Linked DNA regions of Homo sapiens: regions 2, 3, 4 and 5 are each linked to region 1. A link is a loop called in an ENCODE intact Hi-C map of the cell type or tissue named here. Cell type or tissue: mammary epithelial cell. All regions are shown on one strand.

The links. Hi-C counts contacts between places; a loop is a spot of excess contacts. Peaks named below come from ENCODE experiments on the same cell type or tissue, not always from the same donor. Only the 100,000 strongest peaks of a DNase experiment are listed, where the experiment ranks them.
Region 2: a loop joins it to region 1, with 2.9 times the contacts of the local background. A loop is called at or near these places in 4 of 110 quality-filtered maps.
Region 3: it touches region 1 in a loop (7-fold over the local background); 29 of 110 quality-filtered maps call a loop at or near these places.
Region 4: it touches region 1 in a loop (5-fold over the local background); 18 of 110 quality-filtered maps call a loop at or near these places.
Region 5: it touches region 1 in a loop (5-fold over the local background); 19 of 110 quality-filtered maps call a loop at or near these places.

The regions. Positions count from the first base shown.
Region 1 is chr6:90,096,223-90,101,222 of GRCh38, forward strand. All of the region lies in intron 4 of BACH2 (BACH transcriptional regulator 2), which reads right to left. Among named protein-coding and RNA genes, the nearest start is that of BACH2, 200 kb to the right of the region's middle. In mammary epithelial cell, a CTCF peak has its summit at 1,920; a DNase peak (open chromatin) is centred at 2,029; H3K27ac peaks cover 3,139 bases.
Region 2 is chr6:89,998,208-90,003,207 of GRCh38, forward strand. The region is part of intron 6 of BACH2 (BACH transcriptional regulator 2); the gene reads right to left. It also overlaps the pseudogene RN7SKP110. Among named protein-coding and RNA genes, the nearest start is that of GJA10, 110 kb to the left of the region's middle. In mammary epithelial cell, a CTCF peak has its summit at 1,989; DNase peaks (open chromatin) are centred at 1,154 and 3,394.
Region 3 is chr6:89,968,537-89,973,536 of GRCh38, forward strand. The region is part of intron 6 of BACH2 (BACH transcriptional regulator 2); the gene reads right to left. Among named protein-coding and RNA genes, the nearest start is that of GJA10, 77 kb to the left of the region's middle. In mammary epithelial cell, CTCF peaks have their summits at 1,713 and 2,282 (motif pointing right); no DNase peak of the experiment used is centred here.
Region 4 is chr6:90,166,978-90,171,977 of GRCh38, forward strand. The region is part of intron 4 of BACH2 (BACH transcriptional regulator 2); the gene reads right to left. Among named protein-coding and RNA genes, the nearest start is that of BACH2, 130 kb to the right of the region's middle. In mammary epithelial cell, no CTCF peak of the experiment used is centred here; a DNase peak (open chromatin) is centred at 1,964; H3K27ac peaks cover 372 bases.
Region 5 is chr6:90,173,513-90,178,512 of GRCh38, forward strand. All of the region lies in intron 4 of BACH2 (BACH transcriptional regulator 2), which reads right to left. Among named protein-coding and RNA genes, the nearest start is that of BACH2, 120 kb to the right of the region's middle. RefSeq lists an enhancer at 222-366 and a cis regulatory region at 294. In mammary epithelial cell, no CTCF peak of the experiment used is centred here; a DNase peak (open chromatin) is centred at 2,569; H3K27ac peaks cover 1,329 bases.

The DNA of each region.
Region 1 (5,000 bases):
TCCCTTGACTATGCAAAGCCCTTGCCTGGCCTTGCCACCTGCTTCTCTCTCTGCCTAGAATTCCCTCCCACAACCCTTAGCCATGCTGGTTACTTCTCCTTCACTAGGTCTAGTTCAAATATGTCACTTGCAGAGACACTGTCCTTAATGTGCTCTGTCCTCTCCCAAACAGCTAGGCATTGCCCTGCTTGTTTCCATCAAGGGATAACCAAAATCCACATGTTTATTTACTGTATAATTACCTATCTTCTCTCTTGGTCCATGTAAGACCCACAGCAGCAGGGACCTAGCTTCTCTTGCTAACCATTGATACCTGACACTTGGAATAGTGCCTGGCACAAACTTGAATGAATGGCTACACCAATACATGAATGAAGATCAGTGTTTGCAGAGTACAGTGACAGGTACACATAGAGGAACCAGAGGAGAGACATTGCCCTGGGGATCTGCCTTTGCCAGCCCTCGAGTCCTAGGCCAGAGTTCATCTGCTCTCAGCTTGAACCCTGCCTGGAGACTGAGCATACACCTGCACTTGGCCCTTGGCCCTCTTCTCCTGCTGCACCTCCTGACATAGCCTCTTCTTCCCCAACAGAGGCTCTTCCTCACACGATGAGCTCAGCTTCTCTCCCTGGATCTAATCTCTACATTCCCACCACCATCCACCTCGTATAAAAATCAATCGTGCTTACTTCTCCTGTGGTCACATACCCTTCAGATAATCTGGGGCCACGGCCTTGGGTTCCATCACACCCATAACCATGTGGCACTGTCAGGGCTGACTCCTGGCTTGTTGCATGCATCCCTAGTCCAGCCTGACATCCAGCACCAGGCTCTTTCCCAGCCTTCTGTCCTGAGCCACCTCACTTCTTTCTCCTGTCTGCCCTCTCTTCCCAGGTCCAAGCTCATGGATGACTCTTGGCAGGCTGGGGAAGAGAAAGAATGTGGAACAGAGGAGAGAGAAAGTCAGAAGCAGCAAAAGCTGCTGTGTGTCCACATGGGAAGCCCGTGGACTACATCTGTCCACGAGAATTTTCATAGTGTTCTATAGATTTTTTTTAAAAATAGTGAGTTTAAACTATGGATCAGCAGAGCTGAAAGGGACCTTGGAGATCACTGAGTCCCACTGTCTCACTGTACTGTTGAAAAACCAACATGTGAGTAATGGACCGAGGAGGAAGAAGGCAGCATTTGTGGAGGGCTTAACATCTGCTTTGGGATATAGGGTCCCAGGTCCCATAGCCAGTGAGTGGCAGAGTGGGGACCATGCAATGCTTAAATGAGCACTTCTACCCCATACACACTTTGCCCTACGACTTACATATTCATACCACGTGTGGGAAAGGGTGTGGCATTTACCACATAAAGATACTTGGAATTCTTGCCTCAAAGGGTAAGTGGGTTTTCCTTCTGTATTAGCCGATATACTTTTTAAAAATTATGGTAAAATATCCAAAACGTACAATTTACCACTTTAATCATTTTTAAGTATACGGTTCAGTGGCACCAAGTACATTTGTTTCGTTGTACAGCCTTCACCACTATCCATCCAATACATTTTTAAAGTGAGTATTTTCTAAAACTATACATCCAAAACAAGAGTGAAGGAAACAAAAAAGAAGTAGAAAGAAAAGACAGGTAGAAAATAAACTTTTGGGCATGCATTTCAGCTGACAAAAACCTTTCATACGAATTAGCTTCTCTGTGACATATTCATTATTTTCCTAGTAATGAAACGGGAACTGTGAGACACCATGTGAAAAGGCGGCTTTTATTGTTTCTCTAGGTTCTATACTAGCTGTATCCGCTTACAAAAATGTTATACAACCCAGTACATCACAGCCTTCCACGCCTCCTCCATAAAAGGACAAGTAAAATAGTATTTCTTGGAAAGACAGGCATTTACCAATGCACTGCATCTAGATGGAGCTGTCTCCATCATTCTAGTCTGTTTCTAAACAGGGTTTTAAAGTCTTGGCACAGAACACAAAGAATGTCCCTTAGCTATTCAGCATTTAGTTCAGCTCCACAATATATTTAGCAAGATTTCTTTGCCCCCCCCGCAACCCCCACCCTTCCCTTCTTGGTTTAATGACCTCAAATGTACCAACATCCTGTCTTACCTAATCCCCTAACAAGTTCTATCAAATGCCAGGACAGAATCAGACAGCACTGCAGGCTGTGAGATCATTCACTAAGAATTCATTTTTATTCCAAAAATTAGGAGTGCCAGACCATTTAACACAATCTATCACACAGCCAGAAAATTAGCCTAGCGCTTTAAGAGAAACATTTAAATAACTTTTAAATATCTTCTTCCTGACATAGATTCTTTAAAAACCTGAAGACTCTCTCCCCAGAACCAGACGCATAGACACAAAACATTTCCACATGATAGCAAGAGCTCAAGGACCCTTTGAAGACGATGTAGGCCCCCTAAGAATCCATAAACCTCAGGTTAAAATCTCTTGTAAAAGAACTCCAGTACTTCTCTTTGTCTACAAGCCCCTGTACTGGATCCTGATCCATGGAGCATCCAGGGTAACTTCTTCTGGGGCCACTTTTGTCTCTGGATGAGAAACGACTTGTTTCAGCTTCCGGAACACCCCTACGTGGCTTCTGGTCCAACTGACTGTCAACACGGCTAGGCCTCTCCCCAATTCAGCTGGCTACTCTGGGAACGTTCATTTCTCTTACTGGTCCATGACATGCTGGCTCTACCCCAGTGTTAGGTTTTGCTTTTCAATTGGCAATCTTGGATCCTGTGGTCCCTTCTGTCTTCCTGTCACTTTCCTTGTGGTCCTTGTGGAACTTTTGTTTTAAAAATTAAACCTGTTTTTTTTTTCTTTATCATAAAAGCAACGGCCTCCCGTTTGCACTTAATTCCTTTGTTTTTTCTCCAAAAGCATACTTCAGCCTTCATACCTTTGTTCTTGGGAAGACTTTGCCCACCTCTCTAAGTGGCAGGTCGTGCCACTCTCTGTTCAGTTCGGGACAGGGTTTCTCCTCCAGGAGAAGTGTGGGGCAGTGAATTAGGAATAAGCCTAAAGTCAGAGAGACCCAGGTCTAGTCCCAACATAGCTGACTTTGGCCAAGCAATTTGAACAAAGGCTCAGTTTCCTGATGTGAACAAACAAGGAAGATTAAAGCCAACATATGCTTTTGTTTTATTTTTTTTAGACAGGGTCTTGCTCTGTCACCCAGGCTGGAGTACAGTGGCGTGATCATAGCTCACTGCATCCTCGAACTCTTGGGCTCAAGCGATCCTCCGGCCTCAGCCTCCTGAGTAGCTGGGACTACAGGTGTGTGCCCTTAAAACTGGCTATGTTTTTTGTTTTTGTTTTTTAAGGAAGACTAAGAGAGCTGATATGTTCACAGCTTCTGAAACACAGAAGGTATCTAGTAAATGGTGATGATCATTTCATTCCCTTCTAACTCTTCACATATGGGATTCAGCATACATTCTATATTTTAGAAGCAACTCCTGCTGCTTTCTATTAGGTGGCCAGGACCACTTACGTTTGGAGGCTTAGGCATTTTTTAACAGGTTTATTGAGATATAATCAGCATATCATACAATTCACACCTTTAAAATATACAATTCAATGTTTTTTAGTATATTCACAGAGTTGTGCGACCATCACCACTATCTAATATCAGAACATTTCCATCATCCAAAAAAGAAAACCTACACCCATAGTAGTTACTCTTCATTTCCTTTCCCCTTCAACCCTTGGCAACCACCAATCTACTTTCTGTCTCTGTGGATTTTCCTATTCTACACATTTTGTATAAATGGAATCATCTATTATGAGGCCTTTTGTGTCTAGCTTCTTTCACTTTACCATATTTTCAGGGTTCACACTTGATGTAGCAAATGTCAATATTTCATCCCTTTTTATGGCTGCATAATAATCAATTATATTCATCTACCACATCCTGTTTATCCATTTATATCAGTTGATGGATATTTGGATTGTTTCCACATTTTAGCTATTATGAATAATGCTGCCAAGAACATTTTTGTATGGTTAGACATATTTGGACATGTTTTCAATTTACTTGGATATATACCTGGAAGTGAAATCGCTAGGTAGGATGGTTAATTTTATGTGTTAATTTGGCTAAGTCACCATACCAAGACTTGTGGTCAAACATGTTTGGGTGTCGTTACAAAGGTGTTTTTTAGATGAGATTAACATTTACATCAGTAGTCTTTGAATAAAGCAGATTACTCTTCATGAGGTGGGCCTCATCCAATCAGTTGAAGGCCTTAAGAAAAAAGGCTGACCTCTCCCAGGAAGAAGGAATACTGACAGCAGACTCCCTTTGGACTCTAACTGCAACATCGATGCTTCTCTGGGTCTACAGCCTGCTGGCCTACCCTGCAAATTTTGAACTTGCTAGTCTCCTCAATCATGTAAGCCAATTCTTTAAAATAAATCTGTCCCTTTCCTCTCTCTCTCTACACACACACACACAGACACACACACACACACACACACACAGACACACACACACACACACACACCCTCTATTGGTTCTATTCTCTGCAGAACCCTAACTAATATACTGGGACAAATGGTAACTCTGTATTTAACATTTTGAGGAACTGTTTTCCAAAATGGCTGTAGCAGGACAATCCCACCAGCAATGTATAAGGGTTCCAATTTCTCCACATCCTCACCAACACTTATTACTGTCTTTTAGACTTTAACCATCCTAGTGGGGGTAAAGTGGTAACTCACTATAATTTTGATTTGCATTTCCCTAATGACCAATGATGCTGAACATCTTTTCATTCACTTACTGGCCATTTGTATATCTTTTTCTGAGAAATGCATATTTTAGTTGTCCATTACTTGTCTGGGTTGTCTTTTGAGCATTGAGCTGTAAGAATTCTTTATATATTCTGGATACACATCCTTTGTCAGATACATGATTTGTAAGTATTTTCTCCCATCTGTGGACCATCTTTTCACTTTCTTAATGGTTTCCTTTAA
Region 2 (5,000 bases), 98 kb before region 1:
TGGGAACAGCTGCCAGTATTTCTCTTTGCTGCCAGTCAGTCAAAAATGTGCTCACGTTGGAGGCCTGGCTCCATCCCACCCAGGGTGTGGAATGCATTAACTTTTTCACAAACAGCCTTCGCCAGGCTGCACACGAAAGTCCATCTCAGCAAAGCTCACCGCATTACTAGCTGGCTTGGAGGTGATGCCAATGTCAGTTACAGAGACTGTCAACATATTTTAGGAGTCTATGGCAAAGTGATGAATTTTACTATGTGTACCAAATTAATGGCAAAAAAGAACACTTCCGAGATCCTAGGAAACCAAAAGTGTTATTATTTAATTGCTTCTCCACTCCTCAAAGCAAAACAAGCCAATTCTTTTCTAGCCTGCAATTTGGTTCAGAACCCAAACAAACAAGAAAATAAAAGTATTAACTGATTAGTGCCCACAATTTTATTCTATTTTCTTTGTGCTTTTAAGAACAGCCTTCTTTCTTTTTTCCCTTTTTTTTTTTAACTGACCACCATGCATCACTCCAATGCCTGGGTATGATCCATTTTATTAAAAAATTCCTGAATCAATTTCCTGGCTTACAGCTTATCCAACCAAGATTCCAGGTGTTCTCACCATAAGAAGGGCCTCTTTCAAAAGCTGTCTGCTTTTATAACTGCACACCCACCAGAAATGTCATGAACACCCCAACAATGGAGTTGAAACCTGAAGACATTGGGTGACATTCCAAATTTTTGAATGGAATGCGAATCCATTAAGATTATTAGGTAACTTTATTGATATCCTCAGATTTGTGCCAAATGTTAAAGCTGCCAAAGAAAAGACAGAACAAAAACTGACTCTTGGATTCTAACTCTGAGTATTTTGGTGTGGAAACTGTGTTTTCTTGTAACTCACTTAAAAAACACACCGTGCTTTCACTGTTTAACTGCAATCTCAGTTTTCAGGAAGCAAGAGAAATGAGATACATAATCAATGTTTGCCTTCTATTCAGCTTTCAGCCTAAATGATCCTGCACTTGTATTGGCAAATGAGGACAGGTATTAACAGCGAACAGGAAACCTATTCTAAGAAGGACTGGCTCAAGTGAAGCACCACTGCATCGTGAGTGACTCAACCATCTACTCAAAGAGTGATTACTCTGCAAGGATGAAGCCATGCTAATTGGACAATGGCTTGCTGCCAGTTCGTGCTGGCGTGACCTACAATACCCTTGGCTGACAGCCATGATGTCTCTTTGTCACACCTTTTTTTTTTTTTTTCCAAGGGTGTAGGGTGTAATCTGGATGGGAAGTAGAAATAATTTTGAAAAACTCTCACAAGTGCTATTTAAATTCTTATCATAAATTAAAAAGTTTAATTAAGTACCTTGGTAAAGGCCCGGGTTCTATGATTAACTACGACAAAATAATAGTTATGATGACTGATCAAGTGAGGAACTTTATAGCTCTGAACTTTGTCTTTAAAGCTATTATTAATTTTAATTGAAATAGCTAAGAGACTCCATAATGGGAGAAAGAAAGAAACATGAAGGATATTTTGTTCATATACAGAGGAGTTTAAAAATGAATAGATACGCCGGTAACTATTTTAAAAAAATTGATGCAAACAAGTTTACTTTCAGAGGCCTTGTCATAAATCTATTTCAAAATGTTGATTATTGTGGTCATCCTACATCAGATAGGGATAAATAGACATAGTGAAAAGAAATCTTAAAAACGGCTTTGAAATCAGGTCACTTAAAATGATTTTTAGATATGTCTTAGGTTTTTGTCTACTCAACTCCTACTACTATGCCAAAAGAGGAACACATTTCTGCATAAGTTTCTTTAAATAGGCTTACTGGCCTCAGGATTTAAAAAATGTAAGAGGTTTGGAAACAGCTTATGTGTCTCAGTTTTAAAATTAGCTATTGCTGTGGCTATTTTCACACTAGATTTCCCTCCCTCTGTATCAGCACCACAGCCTCCAGGGCTGGAGTCACAATAGTATTAGCTCCCCTTTCTGTGGCGCTGCCTTACCGCAACTCCATCCGAGACTGAGGACCACATTTCAGGGCTAGCAGTCACCTCTGCGTTACTATAAATAAGTTCTGCCTTTAGGCATTTCAAAATTATCAGTATGATTCTAGGACTTGAAAACTTCTCATTTGCCAGCAAGTAGTTACCTGAAATATTTTGACTTCTTATTTATTTGCTTTTTTTTCATCTGCTGCCAAGTCTTACTAACGCAACTTGGAAAATTGCACCACAGCTTTTAATGAGGATTCTGAGGTAACAGCCATTTCATCAGAGAAGACTGTTCTTTCCTTTTAGGGGAATAATAACACCTACTGTTTCTATAGCACCATCCTTCCAAGAAGTTTAACACATCACATTTCATTTATCTGAACAGCGGCCCTGCAAGTCAAACTGGTAACTAGCATTGTTACTCCTTGTACACTCATATTGAAATTGAGGTCATTAAATGTGAACTAATTTTCTCAAAATCTTAACACCTTCTGACATGGTTAAAGAGCCATGATCCGCCTATGTTCTAGGTGATCAGATAGCCCAGAAGTCTCTTTCCGCTCTTTAGCTGTCATCTCCTGTGAATGCCTGTAAGGAAGGCCCTTTCTGAAAAGTCAGGGAAAAGTCATAAAAGTGGGAGAACTGAGCTTGTGCCTCTTCTGGAGTCCTGTGGTTCTCTCCCTTCCTGGCCAGTTTGCCTCCCATCTTTATGGCTTTTCCCTACCTCTCAATCCAAACATCCCTCCACTCTTCCTGACCAACAGGATTTTTTCTCTCTTCCTCCAACAGGAAGCTAGCCAAGTTCAAGGACTGTAAACCTGTGTGACATAGGCTAGGATCTCAGAGATCATCCAGCCCCAATCCATCATTTTCAGATTAGGATGTGACTTATTGAGTCTGGCCATTTGGTTAGTAGATCCCATCCTCTGTTGCATACTGAAGGCAATTGAACTTCTGTCTCCTGTATCATCAAGTTTTCTCTCTCTTTTGGAACTTTCCCTTCAGCCCAGGTATTAGGACAGGTTAGGCTTTGCTGTGCTAACAGATAAAACACCACATCTTGAGAGATTGTTTGGAGCTTCTAGCAGGCAGCACAGCTATGTATATACTTGTGAATGAAGAACGGTCCTCCTCTATCAGGGAAGGTCGTCCTCTTCAACCAAGCCTGCAGCTTCAGGAGGGACACACGTGGAGCAGTGAGGGAGGGAAACGACACCCACTGAGCCAGCCAGATCAGCCCAATCAACCTGGCGATGTTGGGGTGACAGATGTTGCAGCCAGATTGCCTTCACATCCAGAAACACCAAATCTTGAGTGCTTAATTAACTTAAAAGTTTATTTCTCATCATGTCAGAGTCTGATTTGAGTCAGATGGATTTTGCTGGCTCTCTTCCAACAGTGACTCAGGGACCTAGGCTACAGCTTCATCACTCTAGAGTCCTTTGACACCAGCTAAGTGGATGGGACAAAGCATAAAGAGCTTATACCTACTTTTGACTGCCTTGGAGCAGAGTCCTCACCTCACATTTCATCAGCTAGATCTAGTCATATGGCCTACCTGATTACAAATTTAGTCTTCCTGTGTGTCTAGGAAAGAGGAAAACTGGGTGTGGGTGAGCAATGGTAATCTTCACCACAGAGTACAAACATGTTGGGATTTCTTCCTACTTAAAATAAAAAACCAAATGAAACCTCTTTTGACACCGTTTCCCTCCAGCTACTGATCTACTTCTCTGTTCCCTTTCACTCAAAAAGCCTTATTCTCTCTAGAACACAATCAAATTGGTTTTTGTTTCTACTGCTCCCCCAAAAGTGCTCAACGAAATCACAAATGGCCTCCAAATTGCCGGATGGTCAGTTTTTGGCCTTCATCTTAGCTTACAGTCAGCATCATTTGACCTAGTTGATGGCTCTCTCCTCCTCGAAATGCTTTCTTCACCTGGCTTACCACGCACTATGCTTTGTTGCTTTTCCTCCCACCTCAGGCTTGCTCCTTCTTGGTCTACCTTGCCGGCTCCTCTTCATCTCCCTGACCTGTTAATTCGAGAAAGCTCCAAGGCTCAATCCTGGGACTTCTTTTCCTTTCTATCTCCACTCACTTCCTTGGTGATCGTATGTAGTCCTGTTGCTTTTAGTATTCCCAATATTCTGGTATTACAATTTTTATCTCTAGGATAGACTTCTCCCATGAGTTCTGGCCATGTAAGTCCAACTGCATACTAGACATCTTTACTTAGATGTCAACAGGCATCTCAAACTTAATATATACAAAATAGAAGGCCGGGCATGGTGGCTCACGCCTTAATCCCAGCACTTTGGGAGGCCGAAGCAAGTGGATCACTTGAGGTCAGGAGTTCGAGACCAGCCTGGCCAGCATGGCAAAATCCCGTCTCTACTGAAAATACAAAAATTAGCCAGGCGTGGTGGTGCACACCTGTAATCCCAGCTACTTGGGAGGCTGAGGCAGGAGAATTGCTTGAACCTGGGAGGTGGAGGTGGCAGCGAGCTGAGATTGTGTCACTGGACTCCAGCCTGAGCAACACAGTGAGACTCTGTCTCAAAAATTAAACAAAAAAATAAACAAAACTCCCAATTCTACCCGAGTCCCCAATCCTACTCCTCTCAGTCTTCGCTTCACCCATCTCAGTTAATGCCAACTCCATTCTTCCAATAGTTGAGGCCCTAAGCCTGGATGTTATCTGTGACTCCTCTCTTTCTCTCCCACCTTGTATCCAACATATAAGAAATTCCCATGAGCTCTACCTTCAAAATATCACCAGAATCTGACACCAACCACCATGTCACTGCTATCACCCTGGTGTAGGCCATCAGGTCACACCTGGGTTGCTGTCTTAGCCTCTTGTGTCTTTTCCCTGCTTCTGCCCTGGCCCTCTTTCAATTTATTTTCACGTGGCACTCAAAATGACCTGTGAAACTCTCCAGTGGCCAGCTCGTTCCAAAAAAAGACCAATCGCTCAGTGAGGTGCACAGTCTGGA
Region 3 (5,000 bases), 130 kb before region 1:
GAAAAGTTAAATTGATAAAACATCATTAGATCACAGAAAGGCTAAAGCCATAAGTATTTTGTGTACATATGAGGCATTTTGCATAAATGTTACTAAATAATCAATGCAAAAAATTTACTTGAGCATTCACTGTGCTGGATGCTGAAGTGAACTTGAAAGAAGCAAAAAATGTAGTTTTAAAAATCTGTCTTGGGCTGGGCACAGTGGTTCACGCCTATAATCCCAGCACTTTGGGAGGCTGAGGCTGGCCGATCCCTTGAGGTCAGGAATTCCAGACCAGCCTGACCAACATGGTGAAATCCCATCTCTACTAGAAATACAAACATTAGCTGGGTGTGGTGGCGTATGCCTGTAGTCCCAGCTACTTGGGGGGCTGAGGCAGGAAGACTGCTTGAATCTGGGAGGCGGAGGTTGCAGTAAGCTGAGATTGTGCCACTGCACTCCAGCCTGGGTGACAGAATGAGACTCTGTCTCGAAAAATAATAAAAAAAGAATGTGTCTTAAAAATGTAGTCTTTTTTTTTTTTTTTTTTTTTAGGCTGAGTTTCACTCTTGTTGCCCAGGCTGGAGTGCAATGGTGCGATCTTGGCTCACCGCAACCTCCGCCTCCTGGGTTCAAGCGATTCTCCTGCCTCAGCCTCCCGAGTAGCTGGGATTACAGGAATGTGTCACCACGCCCAGCTAATTTTTTTGTATTTTCAGTAGAGATGGGGTTTCTCCATGTTGGTCAGCTGATCTTGAACTCCTGACCTGAGGTGATCCGCCCATCTCGGCCTCCCAAAGTGCTGGGATTACAGGTGTGAGCCACCGTGCCCAGCAAAAATGTAGTCTTAAGAAGGTAAGAATTCCTGGAGGAACTCACAATGTATCACAATCAAATAGGAGAATAATTGATGCTGACCTATCCATTGTTGAGACTCCTGGTGCAGCAGAAGATGAGAGACAAGGGACGGATGTGGGCTGCCACCACTCTACCACTACGCTTGGATGGGAGCAGGTGGGGGACAGAGAGCGCAGCACCAACAGGAGTCAGCCTTTGTCCTTCAAATATTGTGACCCTGACCTTGGCAGCCTCATGCTTTCTAGGAAAGGCTCTGCCATATGCACCTGGGATTAACACCCTTCTCTACCTGAGAAACCAGTGCCCTCCACCCCACCTAAATGAAACTTCAAATGGGGCTCATAAAAGGGAATGACATGACAGGAAGAGAAACGATCTGTTGGGAAGAGGCTGACAGTGCTCGGAAAACCATGGAGCAAAACAGATGGAAGAGGACACATATACCAGTCCTGCTGGAACTGCAGGATGGTGAGAAAAGACTGCAAGCTGGCTTGGAAATGAAGGCTGGGTGAGTTGAGTGAGCAAAACTGGTTCATCCTTAACCTGCTAAGTTAGAGTAAGAGAATTTTAGATGGTGGGGGTTGGGGGATGACTGTCTTTTAGATCAGCTTGGAAAAAATAAAAATCCTCTTCTACACTAAAGTAGGAAAGACCACAGAGTTAGCAAAGAAGGCATTTCAGAAAGTCAAATGGGGAAAAAAGAAGAATGTTAGATAAATAGGTGAAATTATAAAGTGTCTAAAAGCAACTCCAACAGGAGAAAGAAGGTGGGCAGGGTCAGAGTTCGGAGGATGTGAAGGGCAACAGAGGCCCTGTGAAGTACAGGCCACCCTCGTGAGGAGTAAGGACAGTGCTGTCCTGCCACCTCAAGGTAGGGCCTGGCAGTGCCCTGTTCCCAGTTCTGTGCCCCGAAGTGAAGCGCCGCCGACAGGCTTTGATGATCTTTCCACCTCCTGACTCTTGGCGGGCAGAGCATACAGTCACAGACCAGATATTAGAACACTTTATCTAGCATATGGAAGGAACAGAATGTCAAAGGGGTTTATTACTGTACCTGACCAGATAATCAGGTAATTAGCACTATTAACAGAACAGATTGGACACATTTATACATGCATTTGTATATCTCCGGGGAGGCATAGCTTCAAAAAAACATAATATCAGGTGTTTTTTATTATAATGTTTGTGTGTATGTGTGTTTTTCTAAAGAACATTTTATTTCTCAGAAAGGATACCAGGCATGTTTCTTTTCTGCACCTGTACGGCCCTTTTTCACTTAGTCAAGCTGGACTGCAAACAATGAAGAAGGAAATTTGTTTCTGGCCCCCCCCAGATCTTACAACAAGCACTGCCGAGCTGGCTGGCTTCTTTGTTCATATGCCCAGGCCCCCACCTGGGTGGTGCGCAATTCTAGGAATATGCTCTGGCTGAAAGACAGAAAAGACCAGGAGAGGGAGCACAAGAACACAAGATATTTCTATATCTGGGTCGCAGGGAAAGTCACAGAAAGAGAGCAAGGCAAAGAGAAGCAAATGCCTCAAAAAATATATGCGGGATCTTAACGGTGTATTTTTTAGGTGCAATAAAAAGGGAATTTGGAACTTATGGTTTGTTCATCACATAGAATACATTTTTAGCAAATTATATTTAATGCAGAATAAAGGCTATTTTATTTATTAGTTTGTCCTGAATGATATCATTACTTTATGAACTGCCAAATCTGTCAGCAATTATTAACACTCCACAGCTAGCTGCCTTCCCCTAGGTGTTTCAGTTCACCTTTGCCACACAGTAACATGGGAACAACTGCGTCAGACGACAAGCATGCAGCCCCAGGCACAGATCAGTGAGTTTCAGTGACACTACAGCACTTAGCTGGATTAAGTTTATAGGCTGAGAACAAGGTAATGACACCAGGCATTCTCCTCCACAGGAATTCACAATATGGGATGTCACTGGTGGGCACCTTTTCAATATAAGATACAAATCACCTTATCCCTTTAACGAATGCATACTGACCACTTTGCATGGTTCTATTGTGTCTTAGGTGCTGGGGGCATAAAACAATGAATATGAAGGAAACGGTACTTGGTCTGAGAGGTTCTAGGCTATTGGGACAGAGACAAGTCAACAGGTAATCACAACACAGCCATGATAAGAACTGTCAGTACGGTTCTTACTTACAGGGTGTGTAAGTCCATTTTCATGCTGCTGATAAAGACATACCTGAGACTGGGTAATTTATAAAGAAAAAGAGGTTTAATGGACTCACAGTTCCACATGGCTGGGGAGGCCTCAGTCATGGTGGAAGATGAAGGAAGAGCAAAGGGACATCTTACATGGCCGCTGGCAAAGACAGAATGAGAGCCAAGCGAACAGGGAAACTCCTTATAAAACCATCAGATCTCATGAGACTTATTCACTACCAGGAGAACAGTATGGGGGAAACCGCCCCCGTGATTCAGTTTATCTCCCACCGGGTCCCTCCCACAACACATGGGAATTATGGGAGCTAAAATTCAAGATGAGATGTGGGTGGGGACACAGCCAAACCATGTCACAGGGGAAGTACAGCTGCTGGCGGAAGGGCATCTAACTGAGGAGGTGACAAATGAGCTGCAGCCTGAGGGAGGATTAGTTAGGTTTTGGGTGGGAGCTGGTGTTCCAGATGGAAGAAATGAAATGTGCAAAGACCTAAGAGAGAACATAGCATGCAGTGTGGTGTGGCAGGAGCAGCAGCTGGGGCAAGGGCACAGGTGAAACTGGAGAAGGGAGCAAGGGGACGGGCTGGGAAGGTCCTTCCGTGTCCGCCGCCGAGGCTGGCCCAGGGGCCTCACTGGAGTCTGTTGCGCAGGAGAGTATGAGGGAGACTCCTTTGGCTGCATTTGGGGAACAAGCCAGACGGGCGGCAAGCCAGTCACAGAAGTCCAGGCAAGCACCACTGTGGCCGGGATACAGGCAGTGGTGTTGGGAAGGGAAATATAGACAGATGAGAGAGGCCATTAGGAGGAAGAGTTGGCGAAGTCTGAGAGTATAGGCCAATTCAAGACTGAGAACGACTAAAAAAAGCATCATGTTGCTTCTAACTAACCAAAGCCACAACCTGGATACCCCATTGACGAAAACAAGGTATCTTTGGAAGCTATTTGGGACGCTTTACAGTGTGTAATAGGAATTATGTACAGGTTCCCAGGCAGACCCAAGGCAGTTTAGGTTTCAGAGTCATAAATTTTGGAGGAGGATAGGGCTCAGAATTCTGTAGCCTGGGGCTTTCTTTAAATGGACACCTTTGATGTCAGTCTGTTGTTTCAGTTTCTGCCTAATGTAGGATTTTTAAAAACAGCACACTTTCCCAGTAAGTCATTCTGATCTGGCAATGAGAAAGAGGTGAAAGTTCTCACAGGATGTAAAGGGTCTTTAAAAAAAACGACGGGCTGGGTGCAGTGGCTCAAGCCTGTAATCCCAGCACCTTGGCAGGGTGAGGTGGGCAGATCACGAGGTCAGGAGTTCGAGACCAGCCTGGCTAACATGGTGAAACCCGTCTCTACTAAAAATACAAAAAAATTAGCTGGGCATGGTGGCGGGCACCTGTAATCTCAGCTACTCGGGAGTCTGAGGCAGGAGAATCGCTTGAAACCGGAAGGCAGAGGTTGCAGTGAGCTGAGATTGTGCCACTGCACTCCAGCCTGGGCAACAAGAGCGAAATTCCATTTCAAAACAACAACAACAACAAAAACAAAGATGGCTGGGCGTGTTGGCTTGGGCCTGTAATCCCAACTACTCAGCAGGCTGAGGGAAGGGGATCGTTTGAGCCCAAGAGTTCAGGACCAGCCTGGGCAACACTGAGACCCCATCTCTAAAGAATGAAAATAAAAAAATAAGAAAATATAAAAAATAAAGGTGATTGGAAAATAGATGAGCTAGTATAATGTGAGATGATGCTGCATACAGCCATGGTCAGAAACGGGGAAAAGGCAGGGGAAAGTTGACTTTCCTCCCAGGACCTGTTTGTTGATTTCCATGATAATTGTGGAGCAACCTACCAAACCTACCAGTTCTATGACCAGGGTCTCCACTTGGACCTTTAGAAGCTTCTTCAACACTTGAGTGGACTTCAAACTTCAAAGTGGACTTTGTGATTCCGACCCTCCTGCCTCCCT
Region 4 (5,000 bases), 71 kb after region 1:
GCGCACCAACATGGCACATGTATACATATGTAACTAACCTGCACGTTGTGCACATGTACCCTAAAACTTAAAGTATAATAATAATAATAATAAATTTATGTGCTGTGGACCATGGAACAGGAAGGAGTCTGTTTGACCCTCACAGTATTCTGAAATTTGTCCTCTCAAAAAATTCCTGATGTCAACTCCTATTTGTATCATTTGCCTCTTCCTCACAGAGGTAGAGTGAAGCTATGTGGTAGAGCATGGCTTTGCAAGGAGTAAAATGTTTTAAAAAACTAGTTAGTGAACCAAGGCTGGAGAAGTTTCCTTGCAAATGGTTTTCCTATTCCCTAGGTGGGTGTCATTTTGGATGTTGCTATCAGCTACCTCCTTTTTTCTTTTTCTTTTTTTTTGAGATGGAGTCTCGCTCTTGTTGCCCAGGCTGGAGTGCAATGGCATGATCTCAGCTCACTGCAACCTTTGCCTCCTGGGTTCAAGCAATTCTCCTGCTTCAGCCTCTCAAATAGCTGGGGATTACAGGCACCTGCCACCATGCCCAGGTAATTTTTTATATTTTTAGTAGAGACAGGGTTTTACCATGTTGTCCAGGCTGGTCTCAAACACCTGACCTCAAGTGATCCAAAATGCCTTGGCTTCCCAAAATGCTGGGGTTATAGGCATGAGCCACTGCGCCTGGCCTGCTATCAGCTACCTCTGACTTCAGCTGGAGCTTCATCTGTAAGGGCTCCCAGGCGCTCCTGGAAAGTACACATTTCCCCAGCTTTCATTCACTTTATTCAATGATTGAGAAAGAGAAACATGCTTGGCCAGTTCACAAATCTGAATTTAGATGTTTGGGAGTTCTCCAATGTTTCACTTCTTTTTGCTGAGGTAGGCTTGTAAACTTGGTTAAAAGAAACTGGTGTAACCTCTTTGAAAAGACAATTGGGCTCTCTCTCCCTGTATTTTACACATGGATGTAAAAGTCATTAAAAAGTACATATTCTTTGACCTAGAAAATCACTTTCTAGGAATCTAGCCTAAGGAATCACTGGCTATATAAACAAAGAGGATGTGCAAAGAGGCTGACCACACCGCTGATTATAAAAGTAAAGTAGGCCTGGTGCAGTGCTGCACGCCTGTAATCTCAGTACTTTGGGAGGCCAAGGTGGGAGAATCACTTGAGCCCAGGAGTTTGAGACCAGCCTGGGCAACATAGTGAGACCCCATCTCTACAAAAATAGAAAAATTAGTCAGGTGTGGTGGTGCCTATAGTCCCAGCTACATGGAAGCCTGAGGCCAGAGGACTGCTTGAGCCCAGGAGGCAGAGGATGCAGGGAGTCATGATCATGCCACTGTACTCCAGCCTGTGCAACAGGGCATAAAAGTGAAGTTTAACTAAACCTCTAACATTAAAGGATTGGTTAAAAAACATGGAAATTCAAACAATGGAAAACTATTCTGCCATTAAAATTTTAAAATAATGATCCACATATTATTGACATGCAAAGATTTCCACAATATATTGTTAACCCAAAGAAAACAATAGGTTTCAAAAATATGTGTGGTTGTATATAGGGGAAGGTCCGAAAGGATCTGTATTAGAGGTTCCCAAATGATTCTGGTAGCCCTTAGAGTCTCAGTAATTTTTCACAATGCCTCCAGGCCCAAACAAATACCTAATAGAGCTGTCTGTTAAGTAGTTAGATCCAAACAACATAATAACTATTTATGTCAGAATGATTTAGCAGCTGAAAAAAAAACACACATAAATGAAAACTACTATTTCCTTCTCAAGTAACTTTGTTATAACTTGTTTATAGAATGTATACACCTGTTGGGCACTGCATAACTTTAAATCTTGGAATCGCTGGACACCACTACCTTATTTCCTGTTCCACGCTGGTTTTCATGTGATACACTTTTTATCACTAAACACTCAGCAATCACTGAAAACTCGGTTTTGTAAAGATATGATGTCATCAAAAGGAATGTAGTGTGATCTAATGCTGAAACTGTGAACTATCTCCAGCTAATAGTTGGCAGAGTGTTGTACGATGTTTCCCTTAATGATGGAAAGTATCTGTGCCAACCCTAGAGCTGCACCCAGAATTTGCTGTGGTGCCCCAGAGCATCTTGGCACACAGTTTGGAGCTGCAGGTATATAACAAGATGTTAACAGTTGCTTTCTCTCAGGTTACTGGTGATTAAAAAAAAAAAAAAGATTTTCTGAACTTTTTCCCAATAAACATCTGTTATTTTTTACAATTAGAAAAACCACTAAAGTGATTTATGTATTTTTCAGAGTTCTTTATCTTTACAAGAAGATGGAGAGTCTCCCCAATTTTTTACTGTGAAGAAAAGTCTAAGCATAAACAACAGTAAAAATGGAGTCTTGGATGATGCCTTAATGATGAAAAACTCCCTCATGAATAACGTTCTGCAATAACTCCTCCTATTCTGACCCCCTCCCTGATACTTGCACAGGTTGGATCAATGAAGTCACTGGTGTCAGGACACTAACCCAGACATTCACCCCACTTCCTGCGGGTAGCCACTACAATTGTTTAATAATAGACTCTCTGTCCCTCAGCTGATGTGCTTGTAATAGAGCATGGTCATGCCCTTGTGGGAACTGAGCTATAAATGGTGCTTTGCTCTTGGTCTGCAGAGCTTTAGTCTCTGGATTAACGGTGCTCCTTTTAAAACAGTGCCTGCTGCTTTGCACCCTGGTGTACACTGCTGCCGTCTTTAAAGGTCTCCACTGCTCTCTTTGTTCCCTTCTGGTTACTTTTGCCCTGTTTGTCAGTTTTTGCACTAAAGAAATGAATGGGCTTTTATACCTTCACCAATTGGGACTTTCAGAACCAGCCTAGTGAGTTAAGTCTAACAGATATTTAGCCCCCTTTGATAGTCAGTTGTTGCTGGATATTTTGTTTGTTTTTGCCTTTGTGGGAATTGGTGGGCAGAAAAAAACATTTTCCAGTTTCATGCTATTTTTAAAACCTGAGGATTTTTTACAAGTTTTGGCATCGTATAGTTGAAGTTCTATTGTGATCAATATTTCTATTCATTTACTTTCTTACTAAACAAGTGTCCAAGGAATTATAAAACACTTTTTTTTTCTAATTTAGAAACTTCTACAAATGTATACATCAATTGCAACTTAACCTTTACAAGTTTAGGAATAATGCTGTAGTAGAATATTTAAAGGAACTTTCTGCATAAACTTCAGTTAATATAGGTCTTACTTTTAAAATATCTTCTTTAAAAAATAAATAATATTGCTTACTATTGGGATAAAATTATTTTAAAAAGAATAATGAGAACAGCTCCCAATTCTCCTTTACCTGCCCCAGGGTTCCCTCAGCACTTATCACCTTTTCAACATACTATACACTTTACCTATTTATCTTGTTAACTGTCCATCTCCTCCAACCAGAATGTAAGCTCAGTAGGAGCAAGAATTTTTGTCTGCTTTAATCACTGATACATCTTGTCTCCAGCACCTAAAATGTAGGGGCTCAACAAGTATTTGTTGAAAAGTCAGTAAATGAGTGACTGATTCTTAAAGACCTTTTTGTAACTCCATTTTAGAAGACCAAAGAAAAAAAGACAAAATCTTGAACATTAATATTTATACAAACCAAATACTACTTTTTGTAGGTAAAATATGATTCTATTGTGATGTAAAGTTACCTTTTTGACTGTAGTGAAATCCATGAATGGCAAGGATCTAACTAATTTACTATTGCTCCTCTTCCAGGAAATGTTTCAACTTTCAAATAAAGAGGACTTCTGATTGTCAAGCATGGCAAATTCATGTGGAATGCCTAAAAATGCTGAGTACTAAAAATATTTTTAAAGATATGGCTAAGCAGCAAGAAAGTAACAGCAATTGTTAAAAGTTGAAAATGACAAGGAAATTAGAACCTAGAGAAGTAAGTAGGTAAGTCCTGCATAAGTCAATCCCTGATGGGGATATTAAGAGACAAAGGGACAGCCTAATGTCCACACAGGAAGGTCAAAGCCAATACCCTTGAAAGATGAAATCCTCAGTGGGTAAATTAAAAAAAAAAAAAATCTTCCCAGAAATAGAAGACAGAATAAGTCTTGGTGATGGGAGAGGAGAAAAAAGAAGAAAATTTCCTCAAAAAATACAAAGCCCAGGCTGGGTGCAGTGGCTCACGCCTGTAATCCCAGCACTTTGGGAGGCCGAGACAGGAGGATCACTTGAGGTCAGAAGTTTGAGACCAGCCTGGCCAACATGATGAAACCCCGTCTCTACTAAAAATACAAAAAAATTAGCCAGGTGTGGTAGTGTGCACCCGTAGTCTCAGCTAGTTGGGAGGCCAAGCTAGGAGAATCGCTTGAACCCAGGAGGTGGAGGTTGCAGCGAGCTGAAATCTCACCACTGCACTCCAGCCTGGGTGACAAAGTGAGACTCTTGTCTCAAGAAGAAAAAAAAAAACAAAACCCCACAAAAAAACAAAAACAAAGCCCAGAAATTACATATCCATGTGCCCTTTCCAAATCCAAATAGGGTAAAAAGTCCTGAGTTGGAAATGACTACAAACACATAGCAGAAGCAAATACAAAGCCTCTCTAGAATAATGAATATTAAATCTAAGTTTCAAGAGATTTTCATAAGAATTCCAAGTAATTAAGTTCACAATCAAAAATCACAAAACAAAGAATCAAGCTGTCATGAACATGAATGAGAAAAAACAAAACTGCAGAATGAAATCATCAAAGGCTTTAGCTATTGAATGTATTGAACACAGATATAAAATAGATGTGTTTAACATTTTTAAAAAAGTAAACAGGATCTTAAAATATGAACAAGGAAGATTTCAAAAATGACTAGGCAGATTTAAGAAACAGCCAAAAATAACTTCTAGAAATGAAAATATAATAATTATATTTAGAGACTCACATGAGTAAGTCCAATACCAAAATAGATGCAGCTGAAGTAGGAATGAGTGATTTGGTAAACAGATATAAAGAAATTGTACATA
Region 5 (5,000 bases), 77 kb after region 1:
ATGTGTAACAGCATAAATGAATCTCAAAGGCATTATACTAAGTGAAAGAAGCCAAACACAAAAGTCTACTTACTGTATGATTTCATTTGTATGACTTTCTGGAAAAGACAAAATAACATAGTGATAAAAAATAGATCAGTAGTTTCCTAATGCCAGACGTGAGGGAAGGAAACTGATAGCAAAAAAGCATGAGGAACTTTCTGGTGTGACGGAAATATCTATAGCTTTATTGTGGTAGTGGTTACATGACTATACACACCTGCCAAAATTCATCAAACTGTACACTTAAAATATGTGAGTTTGATCATATGAAAATTATACCTTAATAAAGCTAGTAAAAAGACAAATTCCAATTATGTGATTTACAAAGCACAAATCTAAAGCCTTTTGTGTCTTTGAATAAAGGAGGCTGGGGGAAGAACTGCGTAGGCAAATAATAACCCAGAAATCTGGTGTAGCTAAATTAAACCCATACACAGTTAATTTTAGGCAAAGAGATAAAAAGGGCCATCACATATTAATAGAAATATTTAATTCCCTGGGAAGATATAATATGTTCCTAATAATGTATCTTCAAAAATATATAAACCCAAAAATAAAAGAACCTCAAGGAGAAACTAACCATAAGACAGTCTCATTTATGAACATAAATGCAAAAATCCTGAACAAAATATTAGTAATTCAAATCTAATAATTTCCAAAGAAAAATAATGTGTCTAAATTTGGGTTATTCCATAATTCAAGGTTGCTTCAATATCAATCAGTGTTATTCACTAGATGAAAGAAGAAAATATATGATTATCTCAAAGAATATAGAAAAAGCATTCAATAAAATACAACATTCATCATTCATGATTAAAACAAAGAATAGAAAGAAACTTCCTGAACTGGATAAAGGATATCACAAAGCAACCCTATAACAAATACCATACTTTATAATATAAATGAAAAGTTAAAGTTTTATCTATCACTATTTTAATTTAACATTGGAGATTCTTGCCAGTTCAGTAAGACAAGAAAAAAGAATTAACATTTTATGGGTTGGAAAGGGAAAAAAAACTATCATTACTTGTAAATGATATAAAGAATCTACAAATTACTTTTATTAATAAGGAAGCCAATAAGGTTTCCATATACATGATAAAATGTAGGACCCTTTGACAGTGGCATGGCTAAATAAACTACAGTAAAATAAACACAATAAAATATTCTATAGCAATGAAAATGAATGAACTAAAGTTACACAGGTCAACCTGGATAAAACTCAGAACATTGTGTTTTGTGGGGAGCAAGTCACAAAATAATCAGTATGATTCTATTACATAAAAGCTAAAATGAGATAGTATATTGCTTTGGGATATATATATGGTAAAATTATATGTGGTACATATGTAGTAAAACTAAAAAAAAAAAAGCAAACAAACAAGACAGTAAGTAACTCAAAATCCAGGAAAGTAGTTGGGGAGAGGAGAAAACAATAGGAGAGAGGTACATAAGGGTTTCAGTAGCAATGATAATGTTCTTCAGATGAGTAGCAGAAATGTGGATGTTTTCTTTATTTAATCCTTTAAAGTGTATCTACATGTTATATATTCCCTTCCACATGTATGATATACTTCATAATCTAAAGAAGTAAATGAACCTGAGTGAACTTTGTTAGAAATGCATTTTAAAGTCAATGTTACTTCAAGTTGGAAAACACAGGCATTTAGGAAGTTCTTTTTCTATATCTAAGTTTTGAAATTAATATTTATTATTTTTTCTTATTCCTTATTCTAGGAAAGTTGAGAGTTCTCATTTATACAATGGTTTTCCTATTACACTGAAATCATAAGAAACTCTCTTGGTAGGTTTTAAAGGTAAATTATACAACCATTTTGTTTTCACAACTGCCTGTATAAGACAGAAGAAAAACAACAAATGAACAATTAACTGGTAAGGAAAGAATATTAACTAATAAGAAATGTCAAAAAGGCTTGACTTCTCATATTAAAAACAACTTTTTGGTGGAAAAAACCTAATCCCTTCTTTTGAAAGAGAATTTTTCAAAATTCTCAGTGTTGGGGCGGTGGGGGGTGAGTGGCTGGGGGTTGGGAAATCAGATCTCAGATCAATAAACAGGCAAACAGGTTGACTAAGAATAGAAGGTATCATTATGTATTTTACATATTTTGTATTTTCTGCATATTAGATGTTTTGACATCTTAAAACTACCTTTCTGGCTAGAGAGAGACTGTCTCTTTCAAGGCTAGCCGATTCTCAGAGATAACAAAGAGCCCGGCTGGTAGCATGCCTTTGACAAGAAAATTCACCAATCTAGAGACACCCCTCCTCTATCTGGCCCTCAGAGGCAATATTTCTCTGCCTTTACTATACCACAGCCAGGTACCAAGCAAGCAGGGACCACCCAGAAAGCTTGGAGCCTAACCAAACTACTTCAACTAGCAATTCTAAACTGTTAACCCTGCCCTGCCTTGCCTTTCCCTTGGAAACTCCAATAAAGGCTGTGGCTGGCCCAAGCTCTCCCCTGGCTCCTGCCTTCTGCCTCCTGACTAACACGGGTGTTTTCCCTTGTGGCCCTGCGTAGCATGTGGTGACACGCCTCTATGGGACCTGTGAATGTAACAAATTTCTTCCTTCCAAGCCCTGTTCTCATTTCCCCTTCAGTGGCTGTACTGATTTTATCACATATCCAACATGTACATTCTTAAAACACATAGCAAAGCAGGAGTTTCAGATGTTAACCAAGGTCTCCAGGAATGACAATTCTGGAGCTCAGGGCGAGCAGAGATTAGTGAAGGAGGGAGCAAATTTACAGGAAACAAGAATATGCAAATACTGAGAGTTTGAGAGTTCAGTGGTCGAAAAACAGGAGATAGCTGTGGAAAGTGCACACTGGGAAGGGGCAGCTCTGAGGCACCTCACGGCACCTGGACAACCTCAACCAGCTTAAGGTGCCTAACAGAGGAATTTATAAGCTTCTTGCTGGTATGGGAACAAATCCCCAAGTGAGGTGCCTGCTAGATAGATCTGCAGGTTGAAGTAGATCAGGGAAACGACACACCGGAGGAGAGGGATGTAGGGGCAGAAAAGAGGGGCCCATCCAAAAAATGTGTGTGTATCCCCACCTACCCTTACCTCCTTCCACTTTTTCTACAAGCGTCAGAACTGCTCAACATCATCACTTCCAAATCAGTTTTGGTGACAGAGTCCAATTGCCCAAACCAGATGCAATGCCCTCATTATGTCTTACCAGCCCTCCTGCTCCTGCCTCCTCCAGTTCATGCTTCACGTAGCCACAGAGTAATCTTTATAGAACACAAATATCACCATATTACTTCCCAGCTTAAAAACCTTTCAGGATTGACCCATATCCACCCAGAGTAGCCTCCAAGCCACTTAGATTGTCCTCCTTTCTGCCGTCCTTCTGGCTTCTCTGGCTGGAGACTTTAGACCACAGCACTGTAAACTGATTCCAACTCCATGTTAATATGTTAATTTAATATGTTAATATTAAAATATTATTTCATGGGTCCAGGTATTAGCACATTATGTACTCTTTTCTCCTTCTGAAAGGAAGAATCTTTGCCTGCCTTAACACTATTATTCATCTTCAAAAATCTGTGCAACACTTCATTCTGAAGCCTCCTCAAACAACTGCAGTCTGCTCGCTTTATGGACCACCTTGCTGCTCTCATTACATTCAATGCACACTATTTTATTCACATGTATGTCTGTCTTCCCAACTACACTGCAGACTACTTGAGGGCAGGGATGGTATCTTATTTTTTCTTTGTATTTCCAGTGGGTAGCACAGCACCTGACCCATAAAAAAACTATCATCTATTGAGCACCTACCGTACAGCAGATCCCATACTAAGCTTTTCAAATGTTATGACGTGAGTTCCCACAACAACTCAATGAACTATTTATAATTACCTCTTTTACAAACGAGGAAACTGAGATTTAGGAGGTTAACATCCCCAGGACCTTCCAGTTAGTAAGTGGTAGAATTCTGATTAGGACTTGGGTCTCTGACACCATTGCCTACGTTAGCTCCTTGGGCCTCTGGTGAAACGTAATGCACGAAATGTGGATCGGATCGTATGAAATCTCCCCCAACTTACACCCTGGGTTGAAGGCTGTGAAGCTTATGCAGAATGCTAGAGGAGGCATTAGGACATGGGGTTTCTGGTTCTGCCACTGATTAACCTCAACTCTGGGCTGTCGCAGGCTTTCTCTGGGCTTCACTTTCCTCATGGGGGAAATGCCATCCTTAACAGATCCCATGTCATATCCTCACTCTTAAGGACCTCTAAAGCTGATAAGAAGGTACTGTGAATCATAAACCTAGGTACTCTTTCTAGATATTGGCCTTGAAACATCTCTTCCTTCACTGAAAAACTGCTTCTGAAAAAGGATGCCAGAAGCCACTTTTGGTCAAGAAAATGTCCACTTTTGTTCTCAGCACAGAGCAGGTACCCGGACTTTCCCTGTTCCCAAGTGCTGTAGACCAAAATAGCAGGGAACCAGGATGAAGTCAGCCAGAAACACGCTTTCTATAACTGCTCTTCACAGAAGAGAAAATCAACAAGCTAGTGTTTAAATAATGTGCAGGGTGTGATACCAACCGAACCTCCGCCCTCCTTCCTGGGGAAATGCAAAGTTTGCTGTGGCCTTTTCACAAACCTCGGAGAGAATGAAATGTCAGCTCTAACACTGAATTTCCCAGCTTCATTCCACTTCCCTCACCACCTCACTATTACCTAAGATGACATTCTGTATATTAGTATACTACATCTTAAACATCATCCCTCACTCAGACATCAGATTACAAACAAACAGCTGAATCCTACAGCTGTTCCCACTAGAAACAAAAAGATTCTTAACATATTTGAAGGGAAAAAATCTGTTTGTTCCCAGATGTCTCCTGAGCCCATTTCTGGGGCGTGTCTACTAGTAATAGTGCGTAAACGCTAACTGTACTCCTCGCTCCTATT